Regions from separate parts of the Homo sapiens genome. Here region 1 is linked to region 2. Evidence: read pairs that join two places in POLR2A ChIA-PET (ENCODE). Cell type or tissue: PC-9. All regions are shown on one strand. Each heading gives the region's core, and the rest is flanking DNA. Links, peaks and the distances in the headings are about the cores only. Region 1 holds the start of LINC01273 (long intergenic non-protein coding RNA 1273). Region 2 overlaps PARD6B (par-6 family cell polarity regulator beta).

Region 1 (15,812 bases), core at 4,414-12,413, 570 kb after region 2:
TTTTAAAATGTGAATGACACGCAGTGTTGATGGTGTGGAAAAACAGGCACTCTTACAGCTTCAGTCTTTGTGCGAAGTGGCGTAACCTCCAGTTCTAATCTGGCCATGCCCATCAAAATGGGAAATGTCGCAGCCATAAAAAATGAGAGTTCATGTCCTTTGTAGTGACATGGATGAAGCTGGAAACCATCATTCTCAGCAAACTATCGCAAGGACAAAAAAAACCAAACACGGCATATTCTCACTCATAGGTGGAAATTGAACAATGAGAACACATGGACACAGGAAGGGGAACATCACACACCGGGGCCTGTTGTGGGGTGGGGGAAGGGGGTAGGGATAGCATTTGGAGATATACCTAATGTTAAATGACGAGTTACTGGGTGCAGCACACCAACATGGCACATGTATACATATGTAACTAACCTGCACATTGTGCACATGTACCCTAAAACTTAAAGTATAATTTAAAAAATAATAAAACAAAATATAAAAAAAGGAAAAAAACAAAATGGGAAATGTCACTGGACCCAGAAATGCAAGGCATTTATGCCACCAAGACACTCACATTTGCTTAAAGAAAAATGGAGAACAGCAAATGCTTTGCAATAGCAAAAGCTTGTGAGGTAACGTCAGTGGCTGTCATTACCAAAGAACACTAAGAAGAATGAGGTAGCTCCATGGGAGAGGACTTAGACCAGCACTGTCCAAGAGAACCTTCTAGAATGATGGACATGTTCTCTATCTGGGTTGTATCATACGGCAGCTATCAGCCATGTGTGTCTATTGAATTCCTGAAATGTGGCTAGTGTACTTGAGGAACTGAATTTTTAATTTTATTGAATTGTATTTAAATTTAAATTAAGGCTGGGTGCAGTGGCTCACACCTGTAATCCCAGCACTTTGGGAGGCCAAGGCGGGTGGATCATGAGGTCAGGAGTTCAAGACCAGCCTGGCCAAGATGGTGAAACCCCATCTCTACTAAAAAAAAAAACCCACAAAAATTAGCCAGGCACAGTGGCAGGTGCCTATAATCCCAGCTACTCAGGAGGCTGAGGCAAGAGAATCACTTGAACCCGGGCAGCAGAGGTTGCAGTGAGCCGAGATCATGCCACTGCACTCCAGCCTGGGCAACAGAGTGAGACTCCATCTTAAAAAAAAAAAAAAAAAAATTAGCCGGTCATGGTGGTGTGTGCCTGTAGTCCCAGCTACTTGGGAGGCTGAGGCAGGAGGAGTGCTCTACTTTTAAAAAATACATAAAAATTTAATCTTTTAAAATACATTTAAATCACCTCCTGGACTAGCGACTACTATATTGAACAGTACACATCTAGAACAATCTCCAAGATCTATCATTAATTGGAAAAAAAATAAAAGCCAAGAGCAGGCCGGATGTGTGGTGTGCGAACCCCACATAAATGAGGGGAGGAGTGGAAATGTACTCACGTATTCTTTTTGGTTTGTTTATCTGTTTAGAAACAGGGTCTCACTGTATCACCCAGGCTGGACTGCAGTGGCTGTTCACAGGGAGATCATAGCACACAAATTCCTGGGTCTGGCGATCCTCCCACCTCAGCCTCCTGAGTAGCTGGGACTGCAGACGTGCGCCACCGCACCCAGCTTCATGTATTTGAGGATGCAGAGGCTCATGCTGGAAGGGTCATAAGAAACCAGCAACAGTAGTAGCCCAGGGCCGGGGGTTCTGGCTGCCACCATGTAACACTGCACCTCAAAACTTAGTGAATAACGCTGCAATAACCGTGCAAGCGCAGATATTTCTTCAACATACTAGATTCATTTCCATAGGATATGTGCAAGCGCAGATATTTCTTCAACACACTAGATTCATTTCCATGGGATATATACCCAGTGGTGGGGTTACTGGATTATATAGTAATGCCTTTTTTTTTTTTTTTTTTCAAAACAGAGTCTCACTTTGTTGCCCAGGCTGGAGTGCAGTGGCATGATCTCAGATCTCAGCTCACTGCAAATTCCACTTCCCAGGTTCAAGCAGCTCTCATGCCTTAGCCTCCCAAATAGCTGGATTACAGGTGTGTGCCACCACGCCCTAAAAATACAAAATAAAAAATTTTTGTATTTTTAGTAGAGACAGGGTTTTGCCATGTAGGCCAGGCTAGTCTTGAACTCCTGACCTCAAGTGATCCACCCACCTCGGCCGCCCAAAGTGTTGGGATTACAGGTGTGAGCTACCACGCCCGGCCAGTAATTCTGTTTTTTAAGGGCTTAAAATAACCACCAGTATATTTGCTCACGATCCTGTAGGTGAGGAATTAGGACAGAGCATGAGGGGACGGCTTATCTCTGCTCCAAGCGTCCACAGTGGCTTCTGTGCTCCACGTGTGGCACCTCACGGCTGGCCCGAGTGGCGGATGGCTGGCTGGACCATGTGTCTGCTGCCTTAGTTCATTCCTCAGTGCTCCCTCTGGCAGTTTCTTTCTCCCCATGTGGCCTCTGCACATGCTGCAAGTTGTCCCTTCAAGTAGCCTCTCCTCCTGGCCTCTCTTGCCCTTTCCATGTGGTCTCCTCAGCACAGTCTTTTTTTTTTTTTTTTTTTTTTTTAAACCTTGCACTTTTTGCAACCAGCACAGACTTCTTACACAGCTGCTGGCCTCCCCCAGAACACAAAAGTGGAAGCTGCTGCTTAAGACTTAAGCCAGCCAGGCGCGGTGGCTCACGCCTGTAATCCCAGCACTTTGGGAGGCCGAGGCGGGTGGATCATTTCAGGTCAGGAGTTCAAGACCGGCCTGGCCAACATGGTGAAACCCTATCTCTACTAAAAATACAAAAATTAGCCAGGCGCAGTGGCACGACCCTGTAATCCCAGCTACTCAGGAGGCTGAGGCAGGAGAATCACTTGAGCCCAGGAAGGGGAGCAGAGGCTGCAGTGAGCCAAGATTGAGCCACTGCACTCCAGCCTGGGCAACAGAACAAGACCCTGTCTCAAAAAAAAAAAAAACTCAATTCACCATGGGGCCTAGCGTGGTGGCTCACGCCTATAATCCCAGCACTTTGAGAGGCCAAAGCAGGAGGATCACTTGAGGCCAGGAGTTCAAGACAAGCCGGTCAACATAGCGAGACCCCCCCGTCTATACAAAAAAATCCAAAATTAGCCAGGTATGGTGGTGCGCATCTGCAGTCCCAGACATTCAGGAGATTGAGGCAGGAGGATCTCTTGGGCCCGAGAGGTCAAGGCTGCAGTGAGCCATGACTGTGTCACTGCACTCCAGCCTGGGTGATGGAGCAAGACCTTGTCTCTAAAAAGAAAAAAAAAAAATGTTTGCCATGGACACGTATGACCTTATGATTGGTTGGGTCCAGAATGTTGCCCGGTCCTGCTTCCACACCTTGGTTGTGCTGTTCCCCTGCCTGTAACAGTCTTCCTTTCCATCCCCAGCTGTCGAAATGCCCAGGGAAACGTTCCCTGAATGCCCAAGTCCGTTACTCTCCCCTCCTCCAGGCTCCAGCTGGACTTCAGGCCTCTGGGCCTCACTCCATCCACCCTACTGGAGTTAGTGTTGTGTAGTCTCCCTCTCCTGGGAACCCCTCTAGGGTCTGCGCAATCTTGGTCATCTCTGTCCACACACACATACAGTGGAATCATGCAGGTGCTGAGTAGGTGCTCAGTGACTTGAGGGCCCAAACCAGGAAAATACACATTTGCCCAACCCACCTTCCCCAACCCACCCCACCCCACCCCCACGCCCCGCCACAGGCATCATGGGTTGCGCTGCCTAGAATGGCCACAAGGTGGCGCGGGAGCCCCGCCTCCGATCTCTGCAACCTCTGAACTGGGAAACAGCTTCAGACTGGGGTTCCTGAGGGCCAGAGACCCCCGGGAGAGGGGGCCTCAAGCCCAGCTTTAAAGAGAAAGCTTACAGGCCAGGCGCGGTGGCTCACGCCTGTAATCCCAGCATTTTGGGAGGCCCAGGCGGGCAGATCACCTGAGGTCAGGAGTTCGAGACCAGCCTGACCAACATGGTGAAACCCCCGTCTCTACTAAAAATACAAAATACAAAAATATTAAAAATACAAAAATTAGCCCGGTGTGGTGGTGCATGCCTATAATCCCAGCTACTTGGGAGGCTGAGGCAGGAGAATCGCTTGAACCCGGGAGGCAGAGGTTGCGGTGAGCCGAGATCGCACCATTGCACTCCAGCCTGGGCAAAAAGAGTGAAACTCGGTCTCAAAAAAAAAAAAAAAAAGAAAGCTTACTGCCTACTCCCCTCCTCAAATTCAAAATTTACTTCCTCTTCAAGTAAATGGACTTTAATTATAGGCGTGCCAGCACTGATAGCTGCAACAATCTCTGAAATCTTGTTTGAGTGAAAGATGCCAGATGCCAAGAACTTCCTGTGTGATCCCATCTGTTTAGAGCTCTAGAACAGGCAGAACTCACCCATGAGGAAAATATCAGCACGGTGGTTGCCAGTTGGGGGAGAGCACAACTGAGGAGGGGACAAGGGTGCTCGCTGGGGTGATGGTGTGTGTTTCGTGTGAGTTTCCTAAGGCCGCCATGATAAGATACCACAAACCCAAAACAACAGAAATTTATTCTCCCCTGAAACCAGGGTCCTGCTCCCTCTGGAGGCTCTGGGGAAGAATCCCTCCTTGCCTCTTCCATGGTGCTTGCCCGCCATCCACCATGTTCCTTGGCTCTAGCTGCCTCACCCCAATCTCTGCCTTAATCTTCCAACGGCCTTCTTCCAGTGCCTTCTTCCCTCTGTGTGTTCACCTCCAAATCTCCCTCTCCTTTCTCTTATATAAACACCAGTCATTGGATTTAGAGCCCCCACAATCCAGAATGATCTCATCTTAAGTTGGGTTCATCTGCAAGCCCCTATTTCCAAATAAGGTCACATTCACAGGTCCCAGGGGTTAGGACTTGAACATATCTTCTTGGGGGACACAATTCAACCCACTGCATGTTTAACATCTTGGAGGGAGTTTGGGCAGTGCAGGTGGATGCATTTGTCAAAAGTAATCAAAAGTGGCTGGGCGCAGTGGCTCACCCCTGTAATCCCAGCACTTTGGGAGGCTGGGGCGGGTGAATCACTTGAGGTCAGGAGCTCAAGACCAGCCTGGCCAACATGGTGAAACCCCATCTCTACTAAAAATACAAAAATTAGCCTGGTGCAGTGGCAGGCGCCTGTAATCCCAACTGCTCAGGAGGCTGAGGCAGAAGAATCACTTGAACCCTGGAGGCAGAGGTTGCAGTGAGCAGAGATCGCAACACTAGACTCAGCCTTGGTGACAGAGCAAAACTCCATCTCAAAAAAATAATAATAATAATCAAAAGTACACCTAAAGGTGCAGTTCACCAAATGTAAGCTTTACAGACAGAGAAACAAATATTTGACTCTAGTTAATGACGTGCACACTGACATCTTGACATGCACACTGACATCTTGAGGGGTATCTGCAGCTTACCCAATTAAATGTTAAAAATAAAACAAGCCAGCCATGGTGACTGCCACCTGTAATCCCAGCACTTTGGGAGGCCAAGGCGGGTGGATCACTTGAGGTCAGGAGTTCAAGACCAGCCTGGCCAACATGGTGAAACTGCGTCTCTACTAAAAATTAGCTGAATGTGGTGGCGCACGCCTGTAATCCCAGTTACTTGTGAGGCTGAGGTAGGAGAATTGCTTGAACCTGGGAGAGGGATGTTGCAGTGAACCGAGATCGTGCCACTGCACTCCAGCCTGGGTGACAGAGTGAAACTCCATCTCAAAAAAATAACTGAAATAAATAAATAAATATAAAAATAAAACAGATTAATGAATAAACAGAGGTAGAGCCCCACCAATGCCACTTTTGAGAATCTATCCTGAGGAGCTCATCATGAAAATAACTCAAGCCTGCTCCTCACCACACATTCATTTAGGCTTTTCTTTAGATAAGATCTCTGTAGCCCAGGCTCAAGTACGTCGGCACCATCACAGCTCACTGCAGCCTCAACACCCCCAGACTCAGGTGCCCTTCCCTCCTCTGCCTCCCAAGTAGCTGGGACCACAGGCACGCACCACCATGCCAGGCTAATTTTTTTTTTTTTTTTTTTGGAGACAGGGTCTGCCACTCTGTCACCCAGGCTAGAGTGCAGTGGCACAATCACGGCTCACTGCAATCTCAGCCTCCCCAGGCTCAAGCAATCCTCACATTTCAGCCTCCCAAGTAGCTGGGACTACAGGCACACACCACCACACCTGGCTAATTTTTTTGCATTTTGTAGAGACAGGATTTTGCCATGTTTCCCAGGCTGGTCTCAAACTCATGGGCTCAAGCGATCTGCCTACCTCGGCTTCCCAAAATGCTGAGAAGCCACTGTGCTCGGCCTAGTCATTTAAACATTTTAATGATGAAAACTATGGAAACCAACTCAGTGCTCAGCTTTGCCACCCCCACTGGAGCACCTGGGGACTCAGCCTGAGGCTGTGGGAGGCATCAGGTGCGGGAAGCCTCTGAAATGAAGGGAAAGGTTGAACGTGGTTGCGTTTGCTTTATTACAGAAAGAATTATTCCAGCTTTCATCCAGTTCTCAGGGCCAGGCCGGTAACCCCCACAGAGGTGAAGGCCCCTGGTCAGCTGGGTGCTGGGTGCCCACCGGGTGCTGACATGCATACTCAGACCCCTCAAGAGGAAAGGGTGGCCTCCTTCACCAGGAAGCCGGCGCTGGTCCCGGCCCTGTCGCCGGGAACGTAAGCAACTGGGCCTCTTTTTCCTGGGCATTTATGCTGTGCCAGGCACTGCCCGAGGGGGTTGTATTTCTTCATATATTTATTCCCTTCTCTTCTGGTACCTGCCATCCACCTCTTCTCACCCCCACTCAAAGGCAGCCATTCTGTCACTTTGTGTCTTTTTGCTGGAATGTGTCCCTGCAAAACACATGTGGCTACTTTGTGGCATGAACACTTGTGTGAAGGGTTTTGTAGCTGTGGCTCATCCACGGTCCTTTCTATGAGCAGTCCCCAGTCTCAGCCGCCCAGTCCCTGGGGTAGACACCCAAGTGACCCCCAACCTGCCCCACCACAGATAAGGTGAGCTGCCACCTCCTTGCACCCTCTAGGGCTGGTGTGAGGATGTCTCTGGGACTTTGGCTTGAGAGTAGGTTGTAGGGGATGGGGGGACTAATTTGACTAAGTACCAGGTGCTCTACAGAAAGGCTGTCCCGTCTCCACTCACACCAGCTGTGCCCAAGGGTTTTATATCCCATATCTTCCACCACCGCTTGGTACTATTCACCATTTTTTTTTTTTTTTTTTTTTGAGACAGAGTCTTGCTCTGTCGCCCAGGCTGGAGTGCAGTGGTGCAATCTCAGCTCACTGCAACCTCCACCTCCTAGATTCAAGCAATTCTCGTGCCTCAGCCTCCCGAGTAGCTGGGACTACAAGTGCCCACCACCATGCCTGGCTAATTTTTGTATTTTTAGTAGACACGGAGTTTCTCCATGTTGGCCAGGCTGGTCTCGAACTCCTGACCTCAGGTGATCTACCTGCCTTGGCCTCCCAAAGTGCTGGGATTTCAGGCGTGCACCAACACACCTGGCACTATTCACCTTTTAAATTTTTTTTTAATTTTGAAATACTTTCAGACTTAGAGAAAAGTTACAAATACTTCAAATATTTCCCAAATGTTTTCATTTTACTACATTTGATGTATCATATTCTCCTTCTTTCTCTCTCTCTCTCTCCACAGACACACACACACACACACACACACGCACATGTGTCGTTTTTTGTTTGTTTGCTTTTTGAGACAGGGTCTCTCTGTCACCTTTTTAATTAGCCAGGCGTGGTGTTGCACATTTGTAGGCCCAGCTACTCAGGAGGCTGAGGTGGGAGGATCGCTTGAATCCAGGAGTTCGAGGCTATAGTGAGCAGGTATCATGCCACTGCACTCCCTCCTGGGCAACAGAGCGAGACACCATCTCCAAAGAAAAAAAAAAAGAAAAAAAAACAAAACAAAAAGATGTCTGCGGTTGGGCATGGTGGCTCATGCCTGTAATCCCAGCACTTTGAGAGGCCAAGGCGGGTGGATCACGAGGCCAGGAGTTCAAGACCAGCCTGGCCAACATGGTGAAACCCTGTCCCTACTAAAAATACAAAAATTAGCCGGGCGTGGTGGTGGGCGCCTGTAATCCCAGCTACTCGGGAGGCGGAGACAGGGGAATCGCTTGAACCCGGGAGGCAGAGGTTGCTGTGAGCCGAAATTGTGCCACTGTACTCCAGCTTGGACAACAGAGCGAGACCCTGTGTCAATAAATAAATAAATAAATAAATAAATAATGTGACCTGTTAATGTGAGTTACATATTTAATTTAAAATTGTCTAGACTGACCAGCCTGTGCAACATAGTGAGACTCCATCTCTATGAAAAAATTTAAAAATTAACTGGACATAGTGGTGCCTGCCTGTAGTCTCAGATACTTGGGAGGTGAGGCAGGAGGACTGCCTGAGCCCAGGACTTCAAGGCTCCAGTGAGCTATGACTGCACTCCAGCCTCGGTGACAGAGCAAGACCTTGTCTCTAAAAATAAATATTTTCTTTTTTGAGACAGAGTTTTGCTCTTGTTGCCTGGGCTGGAGTGCAATGACACTATCAGCTCATCGCAACCTCCATCTCCCGGGTTCAAGCGATTCTCCTGTCTCAGCCTCCCGAGTAGCTGGGATTACAGGCATGCACCACCACACCTGGCTAATTTTGTATTTTTAGTAGAGGCGGGGTTTCTCCATGTTGGTCAGGCTGGTCTCAAACTCTCAACCTCATGTGATCCATCCACCTTGGCCTCCCAAAGTGCTGGGATTACAGGCGTGAGCCACCGCACCCGGCTTCTTTTTTTTTTTTTTTTTTAATTTTTTGAGACAGAGTCTCACTCTGTTGCCCAGGCTGGAATGCAGTGGTGCTATCTCTGCTCACTGCAACCTTCACCTCCCAGGTTCAAGCGATTCTCCTGACTCAGTCTCCTGAGTAGCTGGGATTACAGGCGCCTGCCACCACGCCTGGCTAATTTTTTTTGTATTTTTAATAGAGACAGTGTTACACCATTTTGGCCAGGCTGGTCTCGAACTCATGACCCCAGGTATTCCACCTGCCTCAGCTTCCCAAAGTGCTGGGATTACAAACATGAGCCACTGCACCCCGCCAAGGGTTGTAGTTCTTAAAGTCTTTCTTTATCAGGCATATAAGAATGAGACCCCTCTCTTCATGGTCTGCCTCTATTTGTGAAGGTTTTCTTAACATTAGTGACACCAGGCCAGGCGCGGTGGCTCACGTTTGTAATCCCAGCACTTTGGGAGGCTGAGGAGGGCGGATTACGAGGTCAGGAGATCGAGACCACGATGAAACCCCGTCTCTACTAAAAATGCAAAAAATTAGCTGGGCGTGGTGGCGGGTGCCTGCAGTCCCAGCTACTCCAAGAGGCTGAGGCAGGAGAATGGTGTGAAGCTGGGAGGCGGAGCTTGCAGTGAGCCGAGATCGCACCACTGCACTCCCTCCTGGGCAACAGAGCGAGACTCCATCTCAAAAAAAAAAAAAAAAAAAAAAAAAAAAACATTAGTGACACCATTTTGATTCTGACAACTGTCACACATTTTTTTATTGTGGTAAAATATTTAACAGAATATTTATATTTTTCACCATTATTAAGTGTACAATTCAGTGGCATTAAATGCATTCACACTAGGCACAGTGGCTCACACCTGTAATCCCAGCACTTTGGGAGGCCAAGGCGGGAGAATTACTTGAGCCCAAGTGTTCAAGACCAGCCTGGGCAACATAGCGATACCCCCATCTCTACAAAAAAATACAAGAAAAATCAGCCAGGCGTGGTGGCACGCACCTGTAGTCCCAGCTACTCGGGAGGCTGAGGTGGGAAAATCACTTGAGCACGGGAGGTCGAAGCTGCAGTGAGCTAGGATTGCACCACTGCAGTCCAGCCTGGGCAACAGAATAAGACCTTGTCACAAAAAACAAAGAAAAGAAAAAAAATTCACAATGCTGTATACTCGTCATAACTCTCTGTATCCAAAACTTTTCCATCATCCCCAACACAAACTCTGTCCTCATTCAACAATTCCCCCCTCTCTCCAGGTAATCTCTATTCTATTTTCCATCTCTCAGAATCTGCCCATCCCAGGTACCTCATACAACATTGTCCTTCTGTGTCTGGCTTCTTTCACTGAGCACAATGTTTTCCAGGTCCATAGGTGTTGTGGTCTGTGTTGGAATGTTCTTCCTGGGACAAAACAAGGCCTGTCTGACTCCAGGGCTGCCCCCGATCCCCCACGCCCACCTGCCTGTCCCCTCTGCAGGCCTCAGTGCTTCTGTCTGTAGGAAGGGAAGGGCTGGGCGGCCTGCTGGGCTGGTCACCTGCCACCTTGCCGTCAGCGCCTTCCCTCGCGTTAATCACTGTTCAGCCAGAAAACCGAAACCCCTGAACACCGCAACAGAGACTCTCCCACAGGGAACGGGTTACAGAGACGACGGTGGAGGCAGAGGCCGAACGGGATGGGGAGGACGCTCCGAGAAAGAAATCGCAGCCGCAGAGAGCCACTGCCACCTCTAAGCTGGAGGGGCTGGTAAGGTTGCTGTAGCCCAGGGCCTGCGTCACTCCGCAAAGCGGGAGGCACAGGGGCCTGTCCCGGGGCGCTCCCCGACCGGGGCCTCCCGTTGGCCAATAGGAACTCACCGGACGCGAGCCTGGGAAAGGCGCCGCAGGGTCAGCTCTGGGATACACAGAGCAGAGCTGCAGAGGGCGGAGCTTGGATCGGAAGGCAAAGAGCCCCCGCCCCCGCCCGACAGACCCTCCCTCCCTGGTCAACTCCTACCAGGCAGCCCCCACTGTGGCTCCAAGCCCTGGCTTCTCGGACCCAGCTTCCTTCTGTCCCGCTGGCCTAGGGTGGAGCGCCTCCAGCTGTGGCCAATGCTTCACCTGGCCTTTCTGCATCTCGGCTCGTCCGTCCTCTGTGTAAGCAATGCCTGTATTCCATCCCTTCTGTCTGAAATGCCTAGGGTGGTCTCCCTCTTCCAGACTGGCCCCCAATGAGACACCAGTGGTGCTGTCGTTTACAGAGTGGCCACAGTGCTACCACGGGAGGTTAGTGGATGGCTGAGTCATGAACCAGAAAGGAGGGCAGAAGTGAGGTGAGATGGGTCCCCAAGGCAGGGCCACTCCGTGGTAAGTGCAGGATCTCAAGGCAGACCCTGAGCTTTACAGAGACGTTGAGTGGCCACAATCAGGCCCCCAGCTCAGCCAGTGGACGGGCTCCATGTGGCACTGGGCCAAAGAAACCAGCCTCCACTGAGGGCCTCCTGTGTGCCCAGCTGTATTCCCACGTCAACCCCATCTCAGCTGGCAGGGCTCACCGTAATAGAGGACTGCAGACTGTGTGGTTTAATCAACAGAGATTGTTGTCAAGGTGTGAGCGGGGCTGGCTTCTCCCGCAGCCTCGCTCCGGGGCTTGTAGATGGCCGCCTTCTTGCTCTGGGCTCACATGGCCCTCCCTCTGTTTGTGTCTGTGTCCACATTTCCTCTTCCTATGAAGACAACGATTATATTGGATTAGGGTCCACCCTAATGACCTCATTTTTACTTAATTACCTTTTTTTTTTTTTCAAGAGGGAGCTTCACTCTGTGACCCAGGCTGGAGTGCAGTGGCGGGATCTCGGCTCACTGCAACTCCCGCCTCCCGGCTTCCAGCAATTCTCCTGCCTCAGCCTGCCGGGTAGCTAGGATTACAGATGTTCACCACCATGCCCAGCTAATTTTTGTATTTTTCCTAGAGATAGGGTTTCACCATGTTGGCCAGGCTGGTCTCGAATTCCTGACCTCAAGTAATCTGCCCACCTCCACCTCCCAAAGTGCTGGGATTACAGGCGTGAGCCGCTGTGCCTGGCCACTTAATTACCCCTTTAAAGGCCTTATTTCCAAATACAGTAACATTCTGAGGTACTGGGGGTTAGAATCTCAACATAATTATTTGGAGGAGGTCATCATTCAGCCTGTGACACCCCCCAGTTTCACAAGGTGGGCATTATCGGCCCTGTTTTCCAAATGAGGAAACTGAGGCCCAGAGAGTGGCTCACCCAAGGCCACCCAGAGCTGGGTCTCCTCAGGTCCAGGGCTCCCCACCCCCCACACCATGAGCAGGGCTGCTGCTCCACCTGCCAGCCCAGGGAATCTTCTGTCACTCTCTGTGACTGCCGCAGACCCTGGGAAACGGATTCCAATCCCTCTTCCTTTCGTTCCCTCTGCTGTGTGTAATAAGATGATGACCCACCATTTATTGGCCCTTTCCTATGTGTGAGGCTCTTCCACTAGCATTTCTCATGCATTCCATACACACACACGACACGGCTCCTCTGGCTCTGCTCAAGCCTCCTCAGAGATGCCCTCCTCACACACCCCACTTGTAACAATGCCTCCACCCACACCAGCACGCCTCCTGCTTTATTTTCGTTTGTAGTGTCATAAATACCTGAAATTAGGCTGGATACGGTGGTTCACGCCTGTAATCCCGCCACTGGGAGGCCGAGGTGGGTAAATTACTTGAGGCCAGGAGTTCGAGACTAGCCTGGGCGACATGGAAAAACCCCATCTCTACTAAAATACAAAAATTAGCCGACTACTAAAATACAAAAGTTAGCCGACATGGTGGTGTGTACCTGTAGTCCCAGCTACTTGGCAGGCCAAGGCATGAGAATCACTGGAACCCAGGAGGTGGAGGCTGCAGTGACTGAGATGGCACCAGTGCACTCCAACCTGGGTGACAAACTGAGACTCTGTCTCAAAAATAAATAAATAAATAAAAATAATACCTGAGATTATATCACATGCATGCTTATTGGTTTGTTGTGTTCTCTGCACTAGACTGTAAGCTCCAGGAGGGCAGGACCCAGGCCTCATCCCCTGCTGTATCCCTGGCACCTAGATGAGATTGTCAGTCACTGACATCTTTATTGAAATGTTGTTTCAATAAATTATTAAATAAATTAGTTCTTTCACCCAGCCCTCACCAATAATCTGTAACACGGGCCTTAGGATCCTTATTTTATTTTATTTTTTTTGAGACAGAGTCTTGCTCTGTCTCCCAGGCTGGAGTGCAGTGGCGTGATCTCAGCTCACTGCAACCTCTGCCTCCCAGGTTCAAGTGATTCTCTTGCCTCAGCCTCCCGAGTAGCTGGGATTACAGGCACACGCCACCACACCCAGCTAATTTTTGTATTCTTAGTAGAGATGGGGTTTCACCATGTTGGCCAGGCTGGTCTCGAACTCTTGACCTTGTGATCTGCCCGCCTCAGCCTCCCAAAGTTCTGGGATTAAAGGCATGAGCCACCGCACCTGGCCCAGAATCCTTATTTTACAGAAGAAGAAAGTGAGGCTCAGAGAAAGTCCCAAATCCACCCAGGCTCACCCAGCTAGTAAGTAGTGAAGCTGGAATTTGAACCCAAGTCTATGCTTGCAACCTCCACACCCAGGCCACCTCCTTGCCTTGACCTTCCTTCCAAATCTCTCCCTGCTCTGTGCCTTCCCAAACCACCCTCACACAATTGCCCCGAACCTCTCTTCTTCTAGAAATTCCCAATACGTAACCAAGCTGGGCTGCAGTATCCCTTTGTGCCAGCAGGTGTCACCAGAGAATCCAGAAAGCCATAGTCCGCGGTCTTGCACTCCAGAGCACAGTTCATACTCTGATTTACTTAATCACTTTTAAGGATATTTCCAAGTTTTTGCTCCACAAAGGAAGGTGCAGCTGCATCCTGGCACCTGTGTTCATGTGCTATGTGGTGAGAATTTCCCTGGGAATGGATTCCTAGAAATGCAATTGCAAAAGAGCAAAAATAACTTTAAATTGCATAGATTTAAAGATTTGCTAAGCCGGGTTTACAACTGAGAAATGTGAGACCCAGAGAGGGCACATGGGTGGCTCAGGGGCACACAGCTAGCTAGTGGAAAGGCCAGATTTAGAACTAGTAGTACTAGCTCCTCTGGGCCAGGCGCGGTGGCTTACACCTGTAATCCCAGCACTTTGGAAGGCCAAGGTGGGCAAATCACTTGAGCCAAAGAGTTCGAGACCAGCCTGGTAGAGTGAGACCTTGTCGTTAAAAAAAATACAGAAAAAAAATCAGCCAGGCACGGTGGTACACACCTGCAGTCCTAGCACTTTTGGAGACCAAGGTGGGCAGATCACTTGAATCCTGGAGTTTGAGATCAGCCTGGGCAACATAGTGAGACCATGTCTCTATAAAAAATACATATATATATCTCCAGCTGTGGTGGCACACATCTGTAGTTCCAGCTACTCAGGAGGCTGAGGTGAGAGGACTGCTGGAGCCCAAGAGGTCAAGGCAGCAGTGAGCCGTGATCACACCACTGCACTCCAGCCTGGGCAACAGAGCGAGACCCTGTGTCAGAAAGAACTAGCCTCCAGCCATGAATATTTCTACTGCACCTGGACGTTGCTCCCACCTAGGCTAAGGCAGAGTCTTTGTGCATGAATCTGTATGGGGGCCTGGATCTGACTGCTTCTTTGGTTATTCAATCATCCATTTATTCATTAGACAAACTACAATGGTGGGATACAGGCTCCATGCTGTAAGAAAGGTTCAAATAACAACTGCCTCCTAGTCAAAAAGTAGTTTGTTTTCCTCTCTCATATTAATCTGAATGAAAGTGATCCAGAGCTGCATAGTTGCTTTACGGTGTCAGGAACCCAGTCTTTTGCTATCTTGCGCTCTTTTTGTTGAAGACAACTGGCAGTTTTCATCTTATGGTCCAAAATGGCTGCCCAAGGCTGGACACAGTGGCACATGCCTGTAATCCCAGCACTTTGGGAGTCCAAGGTGGGCGGACCACTTGAGCTCAAGAGTTCAAGACCAGCCTGGGCAACATGGTGAAACCTCATCTCTACAAAAAAAAATTAACCAAGCGTGGCGGCAGGTGCCTGTTGTCCCAGCTACTTGGGAGGCTGGGTGGATCGCTTGAACCCGGGAGGTGGAGGTTGCAGTGAGCTGAGATCGCACCACTGCACTCCAGCCTGGGTGACAGAGTGAGACCCTGTCTCAAAAAAAAAAAAACCCTATGTTGACTTCTAGTCAACATAGTACTGGTAGTTCTAGCCAGAGCAATTAGGAATGAAAAAGAAATCAGGCCAGGCGCAGTGGCTCACGCCTGTAATCCCAGCACTTTGGGAGGCCGACGCGGGTGGATCACGAGGTCAGGAGATCGAGACCATCCTGGCTAATACGGTGAAACCCCGTCTCTACTAAAAATACAGAAAAATTAGCTGGGCGCGGTGGCGGGTGCCTGTAGTCCCAGCTACTCGAGAGGCTGAGGCAGGAGAATGGCGTGAACCCGGGAGGTGGAGCTTGCAGTGAGCCGAGATCGAGCCACTGCACTCCAGCCTGGGCGAAAGAGTGAGACTCCATCTCAAAAAAAAAAAGAAAAAGAAATCAAAGGCATCCAAACGGAAAGGAAGAAGTAAAATAATCTCTGCTCTCCAATGATATGATCTTATATGTAGAAACCCTAAAGATTTCACAAACTAAGAAAAAACTGTTAGAATTAATAAATGAATGCAGCAAAGTAGCAAGATACAAAGTCAGCACACAAAAATCAGTTACTTTTCTCTACACTGACAGTGAGTGATCTGAAACAAAAATTATAAAAACAATTTCATTTACAATAATATCAAAAAGAAGAAAATCCTTAGGAATTAATCCAAAAAGTGAAAAACTTGTACAATGAAAACTACAAAACAGGCCAGGCTTGGTGGCTCCTGCCTGTAATCCCATCACTTT
Region 2 (15,812 bases), core at 3,723-11,722:
TTAAATATGGAGAACGAATTTGCACATTATTTATATGACTGAAAATTATTTTTAAAAAGTTATCTTTACTTATGCTGTATTATCTTGTTATCCATCCCTTGGGATTATAATGAACTAGATAATAAGGGTATTAAATTTTCTTTATTTTCTATTACACAGAGAATACTGCTTTCAGAGTAAACTTAATTCCCAAAAGAGAGCTTTTATAAGTGGAAAAACACCTATAGTTTGTAAATAAAATACAAACTCCATTGAATTTTAATATTAACTTATAAAATACAATTGTGTTGTAAAGCAACTGGATAAACACATTAGCTTTTAAAATATTATCTAAGTCTTGTTTTTAGGGAAGAATTTGGTAGACATATTAAGGATCTTTTTTTTTTCTGAGATGGAGTCTCACTTTGTCACCCAGGCTGGGGTGCAGTGGCGCGATCTCGGCTCACTGCAAGCTCCGCCACCCAGGTTCACGCCATTCTCCTGCCTCAGCCTCCCGAGTAGCTGGGACTACAGGCGCCCGCCACCATGCCCGGCTAATATTTTTGTGTGTGTGTTTTTAGTAGAGACGGGGTTTCACCGTGTTAGCCAGGATGGTCTTGATCTCCTGACCTCGTGATCCGCCCGCCTCGGCCTCCCAAAGTGCTGGGATTACAGGCGTGAGCCACCACGCCCGGCATTAAGGATCTTTTAACCGATTAATTTCCTTTATATTTACCTTCTAATGCCCAGTTATCCACCCAATGACAGTCATTTGACTGCACATATACTTCGTTTGGGCAATGAAGACTTATTTTGGTTTCCAAAATATCTTTTCTGAGAGTACTTAAGTATTTAGCATGTTATGTGATCATAGCTAGGAGGCACTGGGTTTTGCTTTACCCTACAGATAACAGCCATCATCATCACGTGATATGCCATCACAAGATAAAAACAAAGGCTTTCCATGTTTAACAGCAAAACACTCCCAAAACTGTGCTTAGAACTCAGCTGCCAAGTCGCTGGTATACATACTTCCAATTTAAACCCCACATCAAACTAAAAGAAGGGAAACACAATCAGAAGTGGTTCTGTCAGTTGCTGTTAAACACTTGAGCACCTAAAGGCAGAACAGAGAGGTCTGGTTTTTGGTAAATTTTTGTAACTTTAGTTTTTCCTCAAAATCAAATTTAATCAAGCTCTTACTCAGCACTGGAAACTAGGAAGCAACAGTGATTTAAGATGCAAATTGCAAGGCTGGGCGCGGTGGCTCACGCCTGTAATCCCAGCACTTTGGGAGGCCAAGACGGGCGGATCACGAGGTCAGGAGATCGAGACCATCCTGGCTATCCTGGCTAACACGGTGAAACCCCGTCTCTACTAAAAATACAAACAAAATTAGCAGGGCGTGGTGGCGGGCGCCTGTAGTCCCAGCTTCTCGGGAGGCTGAGGCAGGAGAATGGCGAGAACCTGGGAGGCGGAGCTTGCAGTGAGCCGAGATAGTGCCACTGCACTCCAGCCTGGGCAACAGAGTGAGACTCCATCTCAAAAAAAGAAAAAAAACAAAGATGCAAATTGCATTGGGGTCATTTTTTGGGAATGAAAGGGATGTTTTAATTCTGCACCATTGTTTCACGGACTCAAAACCCAGAGATGAATATCGGGTACTGAATGCAACCCAATCAAAGGTGTGAAGAGTTCTGTGTGCACGATGTTCCATTTATACTCGGGATTTTTAGTGTTTTTAACTTGGAGGGAAGGAATTAGGATTGTCCTATTGTCCTCTAAACTTGTTGGCAGAAGAGTTAGTGCAATGACCAACTAAGCTGATGACAGGGTGGCTAATTTGGAATTAGAAATGGCTCAGGAAAGGTTGTTCTTTCTCTCAGACCTTTTTTTTTCTTTTTTTGAGATGGAGTCTCACCCTGTTGCCCAGGCTGGAGTGCAGTGGCGTGATCCTAGCTCACCAAAACCCTCGCCTCCCCGGTTCAAGCGATTCTCCTGCCTCAGCCTCCCAAGTAGCTGGGACTACAGGTGTGCGCCACCAAGCTCAGCTAATTTTTTTTTTATTTTTAGTAGAGACAGGGTTTCACTATGTTGGCCAGGCTGGTCTCCAACTCCTGACCTCATGATCCGCCTGCCTCAGACTCCCAAAGTGCTGGGATTACAGGCATGAGCCACCATGCCTGGCCTTTTTCTCAGACATTTTAAGTTTTTCAGTATAAATTGAATTCAATCAACATAGGCCATACTAGATAGATGGTAATATTAATTAAGTATAACTAAGTGAATTTGAATTTCAGAAGATAAGCTGTCACATTACAAACTAGTTTCAAATAATCTTAAAGATAACTTTGGGTGAATAGCTTGCATAACCTTTCACACTATCAGAATTAACCACATTTTAAAAGTTACCATCCAGCCCATAGCCATATGGTCATACACAGTTGCAAAAAGTGCACATACAATTTGGGGTCCATCTTTTAACAATTAAAAGTTAAGGAAGCAAGGATCTTGTTAAAACTCAAGGGTTTTCTCCCTACCTATTTTATATAATGGGCACCTGGTATTTGTGGGCAACTTTTCATATAATTTCAAACAAGAAAGTAGCCTTTATACAAGTCTATCTTTATTTGTAAAAAATAATATACAACTAAAGCTAATTTGATTTTTAAAATCGAAGTTCATTTAGTGATAATGTACACTTTATAATAAAATTGTAGTAAAATACTGACATTTGATAGTTATAAACAAAGTATCATTCATGTAAAAATCATGTTATAGCATGTAAAATTTAATTAGAAAATTCATAGCTCACAAAAGTACATATATTTTGTTGATAGCTCGAGAACATTATCATAAATTTACTTAAGATACAGAACAAAATTCACAGTTAGGCTTGACATTTAGTACTATAAAATTTTATGTTGGATCCACTGATACTTTTGTTAATAAGGTGCACTTGAAATAATTGATTCAGCCTACCAATGAGCTGATATTTTATCGTATAACCAGGATCTATTGGTTTTACAATATATCTAGTAATCAATTATTTCACCAATAATTTAAGAAACAGAGATCTACTTGAAAATACCATTGATAGATACCCTTAACAGGATAATTAAAATAAAAAGCAATAGCAGCTTTGATTTCCATTTCCATGAATGCGTACAAGATAAATCTGTATTTTACAGTTAAAATTTGTACAAAAAGTCAAGCCCTGAAGTAGTTTTTCCCCCAAAAGTTCTGATGTTAAAACTTTAAAAAAAAAAAGAGAGAGGTAGTGTGTAAAAATATTTTTACTTAAAATGTTGAACCCCTGCACCACTTATATTATAAATGAAAGTTAACCTTCTACATACTAACATTATTTTGCCATTCAAGAGTCAAATTTGTAAGACTCACAGAATGTTAAAGCCGGAATGCCATTAAAAATAGCATATAAATGGAAGAACTTCGGTGAATTCAACAAAAAGTACAACGTATTACATAATGTGCAGTCAGTTAATAGTTTACTGATAATATGCTTAGTGGTAATGTGAACAAAATACATTGAAGTATTCTGAGTCAAGTGATCTTCACGTAATCAAGACTTCTTCATATATATTTTACCATATAGAGAAAACATCCTTCAAAGCGGAGTCATTTGAATCTTCATTGTTGTAATAGCACACAATTGTTAAAAAGGTATTCATACTAGCCCTACCATAAAGTTAATTAATAAATAACTCTCCATAAGCCATAGGGAACTTATGTACTTCATAGTATTTTTAGTTTCTATATACAAGCATACCATTGTGCTTGTGCACACTGTACAATAAAATCAGGCAAGGAATTAAAGTTAGCAGCCTTACTCTTAGCTTGTTCTAAGTGGATGCATTGGAAAGTAATAAATAGCCTCATAAAATTAATAGTGATAAACTCTACCTGTCACAGGTGAATACTATGTAGTTTTCATAAAGTGTAGGCAGTGTTTCTAGAAATCCCATGAAGGAAAACCCAATTTTTTTTTTTTTTGGCATAAAAAGTGCACAAGTTTGTCCTATGTGTTAAAACATCTTAATTTGGATGTATTTTTTATCCAAAATGATGCATACTTGGATGCATTAAAAGCACACCAACAAAAATACACACACTAACAATAAAAGGAATGATTTCAAATGAGACTGGGAATGGGAACAAGAATAGGTTAAAGGAGAGACTTCCATATTTCCAAAGTCAAGAGAATTGCCTTTTAAAACATAAATTATATAGCCATACAGAATTAATTTGAAAATATGAAAGCTATAGGAAGGACAAACACCAATTTGAACAACTGTTGCAAAGTTTCATAACTCAAGAAAAGATAGCTTCCTGGCTAGGCGCTCATGCCTGCAATCCAGCACTTTGGGAGGAGATGGGCGGATCACTTGAGGTCAGGAGTTTGAGACCCACCTGACCAACATGGTGAAACTCCATCTCTACTAAAAATACAAAAAAATAAGCCAGACGTGTTGGCGCACACCTGTAATCTTAGCTACTCAGAAGGCTGAGGCAGGAGAATTGCTTGAACCCGGGAGCTGAGATTGCACCACTGCACTCCAGCCTGGGTGACAGAGACTCTGTCTCAAAAAAAAAAAAAAAAAGCTTCCTCAGCTTTATAACATGGGAAGTAACTCCTAAAAACAGCCAAGTGGTTTGATTCTTAGAAACCAGAAATGCACAACTGGGCGCGGTGGCTCACGCCTGTAATCCCAGCACTTTGGGAGGCCGAGGCGGGCGGATCAGGAGGTCAGGAGATTGAGACCTTCCTGGCTAACACTGCGAAACCCCGTCTCTACTAAAAATTAGCCAGGCATGGTGGCAGGCGCCTGTAGTCCCAGCTACTTGGGAGGCTGAGGCAGGAGAATGGTGTGAACCCAGGAGGTAGAGCTTGCAGTGAGCCAAGATCGCGCCACTGCACTCCAGCCTGGGCGATAGAGCGAGACTCCATCTCAAAAAAAAAAAAAAAAAAAAAAAGAAAGAAAAGAAAAGAAACTGGAAATGTACTTGAGAACATCATTTGTTACAATTTATTAGAAAGGAACATAAAAAAACAAAAATCAAAATAGGCTGGGCATGGTGGCTCTAATCCTAGCATTTTGGGAAGCCGAGGCAGGACTGCTTAAGCCCAGGAGTTCAAGACCAACTTGGGCAACATGGCGAAACCCTGTCTCTACAAAAAATACAAAAAGTAGACAGATGTGGTGGTATGTGCCTATGGTCCCAGCTACTCAGGAGGCTGAGGTGGGAGGACTGCTTGAGCCCAGGGGATTGAGGCTGCAGAGAGCTGTGATCATGCCACTGCATTCCAGTGTGGGCAACAGAGTGAGACCCAGTCACTAAAAAAAAAAAAAAAAAAAAAAAAAAAAAAAATCAAAATAAAATATTGGGAACATGAGACCTTTAAGAGCTGAGGTCCCCAATGTACCACAAGAGAGAATCAGACTTCACATTAGAATTTTAAAAATACAGTTAAAGGAAAAATTAACTGGGCTCTGCACAGCAGGTTAAATATGCAACCACTTCCAACAGAAATGATCTAGTCTTCTCACATAGTTCCAAGAATGTGCTTTAACATCTGATTCTCCACAGACAAAACAGCAAAAGCACGTAACTTCATCAGCAAAGGCCCCTTTGTTTTGGACTTAAATTCACCTCTGATCCACCAAAGTTTATATTAACAATTATCAAACTACTACTTTAATAATATTGTAAGCTTGCAACGTTACTCGTCTCATGCCTATTCCACGTCACTGGTCAGAGGTATATATGCTTTTAAACTAGCCAAATGTACAAGTCCTCATGGCATCCTCACTCTGAAAACATTCAAACCACGGTTTCATAATGTTATGATTGTTCCATCTTCTTCTAAGAGTTTTTGATCTGGAGCATGTGTTTCAAATTCCGTGTTTGAGCTGCTTGCTATGGCTGCTAAGCTCACTTCATTAGAGGGAATAAAGCCATTCTGTCCAGACTCAAAGCTTAGCTCTATCTGTGTTAATGACTCCAGGCTCTCAGTATTAGGAACAGCTTTTGGAATCTGCTGTGGCACTCCATTGTCTTCAATGATAATGTCATCTTCTTCGCTGTCTTCATCCTCTGGCTCAAAGCTTGGTTCAATCTGCTGTGGGTAGCCAAGAAGGCTGTTATCAGTAGACTGACCGGAACTGCCAGAAGTCCGACTGTTCCTCACAACATTATTCCTCTGGTTTGCCGGTCTCACTGTTATGATGAGGTTACGGCTATTTGCAATCATCATGTCTGTTACTTGATCAAGGCTCTTCCCTGAAACTTCTATGCCATTAACTTCTAAAACTTCATCATTAACAGCTAATAGTCCTGTACTTTGAGCCAGACCTCCTGGGACAAGCCTGGATATAAAGATCCCTGGAACCTTTTCTAAGCCATGTGGTGTTACCCTGACACTGGAGCCATCCCGGATGTAGAATCCTAGGGGTTTCTCCGTGCCGTATTTGTAAAGACGTACCCTACGATGCGTTTCTGGGAGAATATCCACGTCTATAATAGAAGACACAGGTCTAAAGTCTTGGGGCATACTAATGACTATATGTGGCTTTTTTCTATGGTTGTCAGGACGCAATACGTTGGTTAAAACATTCTTCTTCTTTATTAGCGTGTCTGTACCAAAGGCACTGTAGTCTGCTTCTTCTGTTTAAAAATAAAACAAAATAATTATAGAAATGCTGTAAAAATATCTATTCACTTGCAGCTGAATCTGTACAGAAAGGATAACTCAAAATATATTTGGTATATAAACAAACTAGCTAATAAGCTTATTCTAATCAGATCATAATCTAGTACAGTAGTAAAATGCCATACCAGAAAAAACCACTAGGTGGCCATCTCAAATACACATCACAAAATAAACCAATGTTGAAGTTAAATTTGATAGAGCTCATTCACTTTTAAACATTAAATATGGCAAATGAAACTATGATAGATCTTACATATTTTTTTTTTTTTTGAGATGGAGTCTCGCTCTGTCGACCAGGCTGGAGTGCAGTGGCGTGACCTCGGCTCACTGCAACCTCCGCCTCCCGGGTTCAAGCAATTCTCCTGCCTCACCCTCCCGAGTAGCTGGGACTACAGGTGTGTGCCACCAGGCCTGGCTAACTTTTTGTATTTTTAGTACAGATGGGGTTTCACCGTGTTAGCCAGGATGGTCTCGATTTCCTGACCTCATGATCCACCCACCTCGGCCTCCCAAAGTGCTGGAATTATAGGCGTGAGCCACCGCACCTGGCCAGATCTTACATATTCTTAAACATCATTAAATATATATGTATTTTTACTTTTTTTTGAATAGGGTCTTGCTATGTTGCCCAGGCTGGTTTTGAACTCCTGGCCTCAGGAGATCCTCCCGCCTCAGCCTCTCAATGTGCTAGGAGTACAGGTGAGAGCTACTGTGTCCGGCCTTAAAACATCATTTTAAACCAGTTACTTAAAATACATTTTTCCTTCACTTGTTTAAAAAACTTGTAATGTGGTTGGGCGTGGTGCCTCACGTCTATAATCCCAGTGCTTTTTTGGGAGGCCATGGTGAGTGGATCACTTGAGCCCAGCCTGGGCAACAGCGTGAGACCCTGTCTTTATGAAAAGTAAAAAAAAATTAGCCAGGTGTGGTAGGTAGCGTCTGCCTGGAGTCCCGGCTACTTGGGAGGCTGAGATGGGAGGATGGCTTCACTCCAGGATTCAGGTCTGCAGCGCACTATGATCACTGCACTCCAGCCTCGGTAACAAAACAAAAACACGCCTGCAATTTGCATGTTTATCATATTCAACTCAAATACTTGAAGTGGGATATTTGATTCTCAAGGTAAATCAGAGAGTAAAATCATATACCAATATCAGAGGCTGAGTGGGCAGATAATGTAATTGATGCTGATGCATATCAAACAAACACTTCGGAATTTTGGTATTCTGCAAATAAACACTCTCCCTCAGTTTTCTGTTGCTATTGTTTGAGACGGAGTCTCGCTCTGTCGTCCTGGCTGGAGTGCAGAGGCATGATCTCAGCTCACTGCCACCCCCGCCTCCCAGGTTCAAGCGATTCTCCTGCCTTAGCCTCCCAAGTGGCTTGGGATTACAGGCATGCGCCACTATGCCCAGATAATTTTTGTATTTTCAGTAGAGATGCGGTTTCACTATGTTGGCCAGGCTGGTCTTGATGGAACTCTTGACCTCAGGTGATCCACCTGCCTCAGCTTCCCAAAGTGCTGGGATTACAGGTGTGAGCCACCTCGCCCAGCAGGAATTCTTGATCTCTCATTTTCATTTTGAAAGAGGCAAAGGTGGAGTTTTAACTTTTTTCTTTACTGTGTGAAAAACTATGCATAAAGTTCAATGGTATTTTGTCCTCAGTGGTGGTGACACAGACAATAGGAAGTAGTAGGACTCTGGCAAACTGGAGAGCTCCTGCCTCATTTAGATGGCATAGCTGCTTCTCAGTTCCTCGCAGATTTTCTTCATGCCAGAAAGTCTTGTTTTTAGGCAAAATCTTGCGATCTTTAAATACTGCCGCCTAATTAAATAATAAACTAAAAGGGAAAACAGAACACCTAACACCAGATATGGTTAAATTATATGGCTGAAGGAAGATAGTCTATAAACAAAACATTTCATCAGAGAATGAGAGGTAAAACAGAAAATGAAACTAACAGCAGAAACAAAAGTTAAAATAGTATTTTCAAAAATAACTACAATGAGGATAAACTAAAAAGTGAAATTTACATGAATTAAAAAAAAAACACAACAACTTCAATAATGCCTCTCCCTGGTTTTCCAGTGGCTAGGCAAAAAAAAAAAAAAAAAAAAAAAGAAAGAAAGAAAAAAAGAAAAAGAAAAGAAAAGACAACAACAAAAAATAAATGGCTTCCCTCCTCCTCCACAAAATAGTTGAAAATCCTAGTCTCAGCTGCTGCCACAGAAAACACCAATCTCACCATCTTGCGTTTGTATAGCGCTTCAACTCATATTCTCTTGTTTAATCCTAAACCCCCTCATTGCTAAACTATTATCATCTTCACTTTATAACCAATAAATTAAGGGTACAACGTAAGTTACACAGAAAGAACTAGAGCCCAGGTTTTCTTACGAGGCTAGTATCTTCCAAGTCACAATAATGAATGCCAAGTATCAATTATGTCAGAGTATGGGGAGCTTTAGTATTCTTTTCTGATGCTGCGTGAACACTCTTCAAAACCTAGTTTCAGATAAATATATAAGGTTACGGGTATCTTATTTTTTTGGCATTTTTTTCCCCTTGGGGACACTTGTAATCATTTATAAGTATTTGCATTGGGCTCTTACAGAGACAGAAATGTATTTATAATATGGCTTTGGATATAAATCCATTGGTACAACAATCTTTTTGGCAAAAAAACCTATCAAGAATAGTCTTCTGGTAATGTGTTTTCTCAAAATCATACATATTTGTGTTTTAAAACAATCAATAAGGAAAGCCTATATAACATTTATAAGGGAAATTCCAGACCATATAAACTGAGAACAGTATTACGTTGCCTACATACCTACTCATGGGAAACCTAACCAAAATAAACTCCAAATCTGCATAATTTGGCATCACATCCAGACTCCATTTGAATGCTCTCTGCTAAATTCTCAAAAGCAATATGCCCCAGTACAAAGCCACCTTTGTTCTCCCATCTAGCTAATCAGTTTCCAGCCACTGGGAAAGAAAATATTTTGGCAGAAAGCCAGGGTTCAGGGTGTTAAAGTGTAAAGGTGAATGTCCACAAGGAATTGGAGTTGACTTTCTACCTGAACACTATCAGAGCATTAAACTCAGAATGAGATGGAAAGTTTGAAAACTTGATCATAGCAACTGTCCACTTGTATAAATTCACTTATGCAACAGTACATGATATGGGCTGATACAGCAGCACCGCATTTATCCCAAGCCTTTTCTTCAGCCAATGATCTCGGCTAACTGAACAGACAAGGATCCACCTAGAAGGCCTCCAAATAGTCAAACTGGATGTCTTACTTTCTTACACACAAATAGTGGCTGTTCTTCACTTATCCTGCAGGGCTTCCCTCTGAACCTCTTACTCTTTAAACATTAATTCTGAAAAGCCTAGTAATCTCATTCCTTTGCTCATAGAGGGTCATAAACCACACATTCAGAGCAAAGGGTAAGGATCCATTTGTGGGTGGCAGGCAGATGTAAGACATAAAAGCTTCACAGTGAGTAAAAAGCAAATCTAGAAAAAAAAAAAAACTTCTACATAAGCTCCATCAGTATCCCCATACAGTAACAAAACAGCAACCATTATAGTACAGCCATCAACAAAGTTCAAGATTATGCCCCACTTGAAGATCAGAGGAAGAAATCAAATAATGAAATAATGTTTTAAAATGTTCTAATCCAGGGGTTGACAACCGTTTTCTGTCAAGAGTCAGACAGTAAATGTCTAGGTATTACAGGCTATATAATCACTCTTGTAAAAGCAGCCACAGACAATCCATAAAATATTATGTGGCCAGGCATGATGGCTCATGCCTGTAATCCCAGCACTTTGGAAGGGCGAGGTGAGAGGACTGCTTCAGCTTAGTAGTTTAAGACCAGCCTGGGTAACATAGCAGGACCCTGTCTCTACAAAAATAATTTTAAAAATTAGCTGGGCATGGTGGTTTGTTTGTGCCTGTAGTCCAAGCTACTTGGGAGGCTGAAGTGGGAGGATCACTTGAGCCTGAGAGGTCGAAGCTGAAGTACGCTAAGATGGCACCACTGCACTCCAATCTGGGCAATGGTGAGACCCTGTTCCAAGAAAATTTTATATGCAAAAGCAGCCAACAGGCCTTAGTTTGCCAACTCTTGCTCTAATATAAAATGGTTAAATGAGATAGATCTGGCAACTTTTTTTTTTTTTTTTGAGACGGAGTTTCGCTCTAGAGTGCAATGACACGATCTCGGCTCACTGCAACCTCCACCTCCTGGGTTCAAGCGATTCTCCTTCCTCAGCCTCCCGAGTAGCTGGGATTACAAGCATGCACCACCATGCCCGGCTAATTTTTGTATTAGAGACAGGGTTTCACCATGTTGGTCAGGCTGGTGGCGAACTCCTGACGTTGGGCGATCCGCCCACCTTGGCCTCCCAAAGTGCTGGGATTACAGGCGTGAGCCACTGCGCCCAGCCAGATCTGGCAACTTTAAAAAGATTAAATATCACTTAAAGCAAATTAGATATTCAAATTTTGCAGACCCCTTCATTCCTAATACAGAAAAATTAATCACCAAATATTTAACGAACACTGACTATGTGCCAGGAATTGTGCTCTGTGGTACAGATTTGGTGAATAAAATAGGTATGGTGTCTACTTTCGTGGTGCTTACAATCTAAAAGAGGAGATGGCAACTAACAAATAATTTCAAATACTCTAAGTAAATTATAACAAAGGTGCTGAGAGCTATAAGCACACCATGCTGGGGAAGTATGTAAAGGGGACCTGGCCTGGCTTGTAGGAGTAAGGCAAGGCTTCTCCAGGGAAGTGATTCTGTGAGGAAAACCAGCCAGGGGCTAATAGTAGAAGGCAAGAAGAATGTTCCAGGCACAGGACTCGACAATATCCAGAAGAGGGAGGGCCAGACAAAGAAATCCAATACAGCTAGAACAGAGGGTGAAAAGCAGGAGGGAGGGAGGGAGGGAGGGAGTCAGGAGCTGAGTCAGAGGCAGCCAGGGGCCAAACAGACAAACAGGGCCTCCTGGGAAGTACCAAAGTTTACAGACTTTAGCCTAAGGGCAAAGGGAAGAAAATCAAGGATTTTAAGGGAAGACAGTGATAGTGAACTCATTTGGTTTTTCTACAAAGCTCACTCCGGCTGCAGGCTGGAGAAGGACGTGGAGGGGGAGGACAAGAAGCTACTGCAGCCAGCGCAGTGCAGTGGGTCACACTTGTAATCCCAGCACTTTGGCAGGCCGAGGTGGGCGGATTACCAGAGGTCGGGAGTTCGCAAGCAGCCTGACCAACATGGAGAAACCCCATCTCTACTAAAAATACACAATTAGCCAGGCATGGTGGCGCATGCCTGTAATCCCACCTACTCGGGAGGATGAGGCAGGAGACTCACTTGAACCCAGGAGGCGGAGGTTGCCGTGAGACGAGATCACGCCATTGCACTCCAGCCTGGGCAACAAGAGCGAGACTGCTTCTCAGAAAAAAAAAAAAAAAAAAAAAAAAGAAGCTACTTCAGTAAATTTGGATGGCACCTGGCCTGGAGCAGAGGACATGGAAATGGGGAGACAAATCTGAAAAATAACTAGAACACAGTTTTAATAGGCTTGGTGACTGACTAAAAAATAGGTATGTGTCAAAGGTGACACCCACGTTTCTGTTGTGAGTAACTGGTGTCACATACTGAGATGTTACTCCACAATTTCTTTTTTTTTTTTTTTTTGAGACGGAGTCTCGCTCTGTCGCCCAGGCTGGAGTGCAGTGGCGCGATCTAGGCTCACTGCAAGCTCCGCCTCCTGGGTTCATGCCATTCTCCTGCCTCAGCCTTCCGAGTAGCTGGGACTACAGGCGCCCACCACCAAGCCCGGCTAATTTTTTTGTATTTTTAGTAGAGACACGGTTTCACCATGCTAGCCAGGATGGTCTCGATCTCCTGATCTTGTGATTCGCCCGCCTCGGCCACCAAAAATGCTGGGATTACAGGCTGTAATTTATTTTTTTCATTTCTGGGCCATATCTTTTGTTAAAACTATAATTTACAATTTACTACTAAAATGTATATTCCTTAGACAACTTTAAACCCTGATTCATAAAAATGTAACCTTAAAAGACACCTACAAAATAATGTCCAATGCACAAAATCTAAGAGATGATTTAGATGCCCAGTTACCAGCATCTGGGCCACAAAGTCACATCTGTGTAAGGGCATGCCCTATGAGAGACAAAGTTTAAAGCAAAGCCTTTCTAGTGTTCCTAATAAAACGAGAATAAATCGAAGAGGTAAACATATGTGTCTGGTGTCAATCAAAAACAGACGGTGTTATAGCAAGAAGTCTGGATGTAGAGATTCTGACTAGATCTGGAGAGGGGTCTGTTCTGTAGCACATCAACAGATCCTCCACCTGGCTGATTATCAGGACTGGCTGGGAAGCTTTTAAAAATACACATTTCCCTGGCTGAATTCCAAACTGACAGGAATGACCTGAGTATTTTTAAAAGGCGCAAGCTTTAAATATTTTTTTAAAAATTTTTAGTGCACAGCAATAACCTCAACAATGAGAGCAGAAAGTCTATTCTGTACCTTCTCTTCCCCATCTCCCGAATCAATTAGGATAAACTCTAATACTCTTAACAGGGAATGGGGGATTGGGATCCTCTGCATGAAAATAACTTTTAAGATACCAGGTTTCTTGTGCTTTGTTTTTGCTCCCATGATAACTGCTCTAGGAATAGAGTATGGGGTTTTTCTTCTAACAATAAATTGTTATAAAAATTTTTCAAGATATCCAACAACACTATCTTAAACTTCAGACTATAAAGTAGTTTACACATTGAATTGTAAGCTTTCACTTTAAAGAAATTTTAGTAGAGTATCAGATGTTAAAAGATCACATAGTTTTAAATTTTAAAATGGTTTTGCAATTTGCTTTTCAAAAATCACTTGGGGGCCAGGCGCAGTGGCTCACACCTGTAATCCCAGCACTATGAGAGGCTGAGGAGGGTGGATCACCTGAGGTCAGGAGTTTGAGACCAGCCTGGCTAACGTCGTGAAACCGTGTCTCTACTGAAAACACAAAAATTAGCCGGGCATGGTAGCACACGCTTGTAGTCCCAGCTACTTGGGAGACTGAGGCAGGAGAATCGCTTGAGCCCAGGAGGTAGAGGCTGCAGTGAGCCGAGATCACACCACTGCACTCTAGCCTGGGCAACAGAGTAAGACTCTGTCTCAAAAAAAATAAAATAAAATAAAATAAAATAAATCACTTGGGGCCAGGCACGGCGGCTCCCACCTGTAAACCCAGCACTTTGGGAGGCCGAGGTGGGCGGATCACTTGAGGTCAGGAGTTTGAGAACAGTCTGGCCAACATGGCAAAACCCTGTCTCTACTAAAAATACAAAAATTAGCTGGGCGTGGTGGCACGCATCTGTAGTCCCAGCCACTCTGGAAGCTGAGGCACAAGAACCTGGGAGGCGGAGGTTGCAGTGAGTGGAGGTCACGCCCCTGCATTCCAGCCTGGGTGACAGAGCAAGACTTAAAACAAAACAAAACAAAACACCAGTACATATTAAGTGTAACTTCTGCCTTACTGATGCCTAACTGAAATCAAAAAGCAAACAGAAAATGTGCTGTAATCAAGCAGTAAAATGTAACTATACTTAATGTCATACTTTATATTAGTTCCTTGAATTAAATGTTCATTAAGGTTTACATAAAATCAGATTTCTAGTTAAGCATCTGCTCAACTTTGCTTAAAAGACAGAGTGCGGCCGGGCGCGGTGGCTCACGCCTGTAATCCCAGCACTTTGGGAGGCCGAGACGGGCGGATCACGAAGTCAGGAGATCGAGACCATCCTGGCTAACACAGTGAAATCCCGTCTCTACTAACAATACAAAAAAAAAAATTAGCCGGGTGTGTTGGCGGGCTCCTGTAGTCCCAGCTACTCAGAGGCTGAGGCAGGAGAATGGTGTGGAGCTTGCAGTGAGCCGAGATCGCGCCACTGCACTCCAGCCTGGGGGACAGAGCTAGACTCCGTCCCCACTCCACAAAAAAAAGAGTGCATGCATTATAGTACACTAAGTAAGTCTGCCAGATTTAGATGCTGCGACCTGATGGTAAACCAGACAGACAGGAAACAAGTTAACATATTCTTAAATAAGATATTTCCAGGTCTTCAGAGGATGATGTGGTAAAGGTGGGAAGGTGGAGGGCTTTAGTTAGGGTAGTCAGAAGAGACTCCTCTGACAAACTTATCTGAGCTAAGCAGGAGGAGGCAGACGTGGGAAGAACCGAGGGTGAAGTGTCCTTAAGAATAACCAAGCATAAGAGCACAGAAACAGAAACAAGCTAACGGCTGGGTGCAGTGGCTCACACCTGTAATCCCAGAACACTTCGAGGCCAAGACGGGTGGATCACCTGAGGTCAGGAGTTCGAGACCAGCCTGGCCAACATGGTGACACCCCATCTCTACTAAAAATACAAAAATTAGCCAGGCATGGTGGCATGCACCTGTAGTCTCAGCTACTCAGGAGGCTGAGGCAGGACAATCACTTGAACCTGGGAAGCAGAGGTTGCAGTGAGCCGAGATTGCACCACTGCACTCCAGCCTGGGTGACAGAGCAAGACTCCATCTCAAAAAAAAAAAAAAAAAGAAACAAGCTCATCAAGTCTGAGGAACAGGAAGGAAGCCAGTGTGGCTGACTGTGATGAGGGAGTGAGAGAATGAGGGAAGATGAGGTTGGGAAGTCCAAATCAGAAGGGATTTTATTCTGGTTGCAATGGGAAATCATCAGAGGGTTTTAAGCAGGAATGAACTGACTACCTACTTTCATTTTTGCTAAAGTCATATTTGTATTAAATTTATATTTTTAAAATCTAAAATATTTCTGTTGAATTGCCTATTTCTAAATCAAATTCTAAGGGCTATCAATTATATTGGACATTTTACCATTAATAAATAGAAAACATTTGCACATAGAAACATATTTCTAAGTTGTAATTCCTATGACAACAATAAAAACCATCAAAGGTCTCAATAAAAATTATACCACCAATAAATAAAAACTTAGAAAGGAAATAAAAGATAACTACCCTTAAAAG

What was found. Peaks named below come from ENCODE experiments on the same cell type or tissue, not always from the same donor. Only the 100,000 strongest peaks of a DNase experiment are listed, where the experiment ranks them.
Region 1: POLR2A ChIA-PET joins it to region 2 with 26 read pairs; 2 of 35 experiments call an interaction of 5 or more read pairs at or near these places.

Annotation. Positions count from the first base shown.
Region 1 is chr20:50,167,359-50,183,170 of GRCh38, reverse strand. It overlaps LINC01273 (long intergenic non-protein coding RNA 1273), which reads right to left and starts at 10,601. Exons shown (of 3, transcript NR_109943.1): 1 at 10,383-10,601; 2 at 10,154-10,248; 3 at 6,500-6,890. RefSeq lists enhancers at 3,502-4,001, 10,402-10,903. In PC-9, for the core only: no CTCF peak of the experiment used is centred there; a DNase peak (open chromatin) is centred at 10,700; H3K4me3 peaks cover 1,370 bases; H3K27ac peaks cover 1,710 bases.
Region 2 is chr20:50,740,513-50,756,324 of GRCh38, reverse strand. PARD6B (par-6 family cell polarity regulator beta) reads right to left here. Exons shown (of 3, transcript NM_032521.3): 3 at 2,584-6,666. The coding sequence ends at 5,837. Among named protein-coding and RNA genes, the nearest start is that of PARD6B, 17 kb to the right of the region's middle. In PC-9, for the core only: CTCF peaks have their summits at 6,636, 6,839 (motif pointing right), 11,416 and 11,616 (motif pointing right); DNase peaks (open chromatin) are centred at 6,864, 8,335, 9,694 and 11,694; H3K27ac peaks cover 4,461 bases.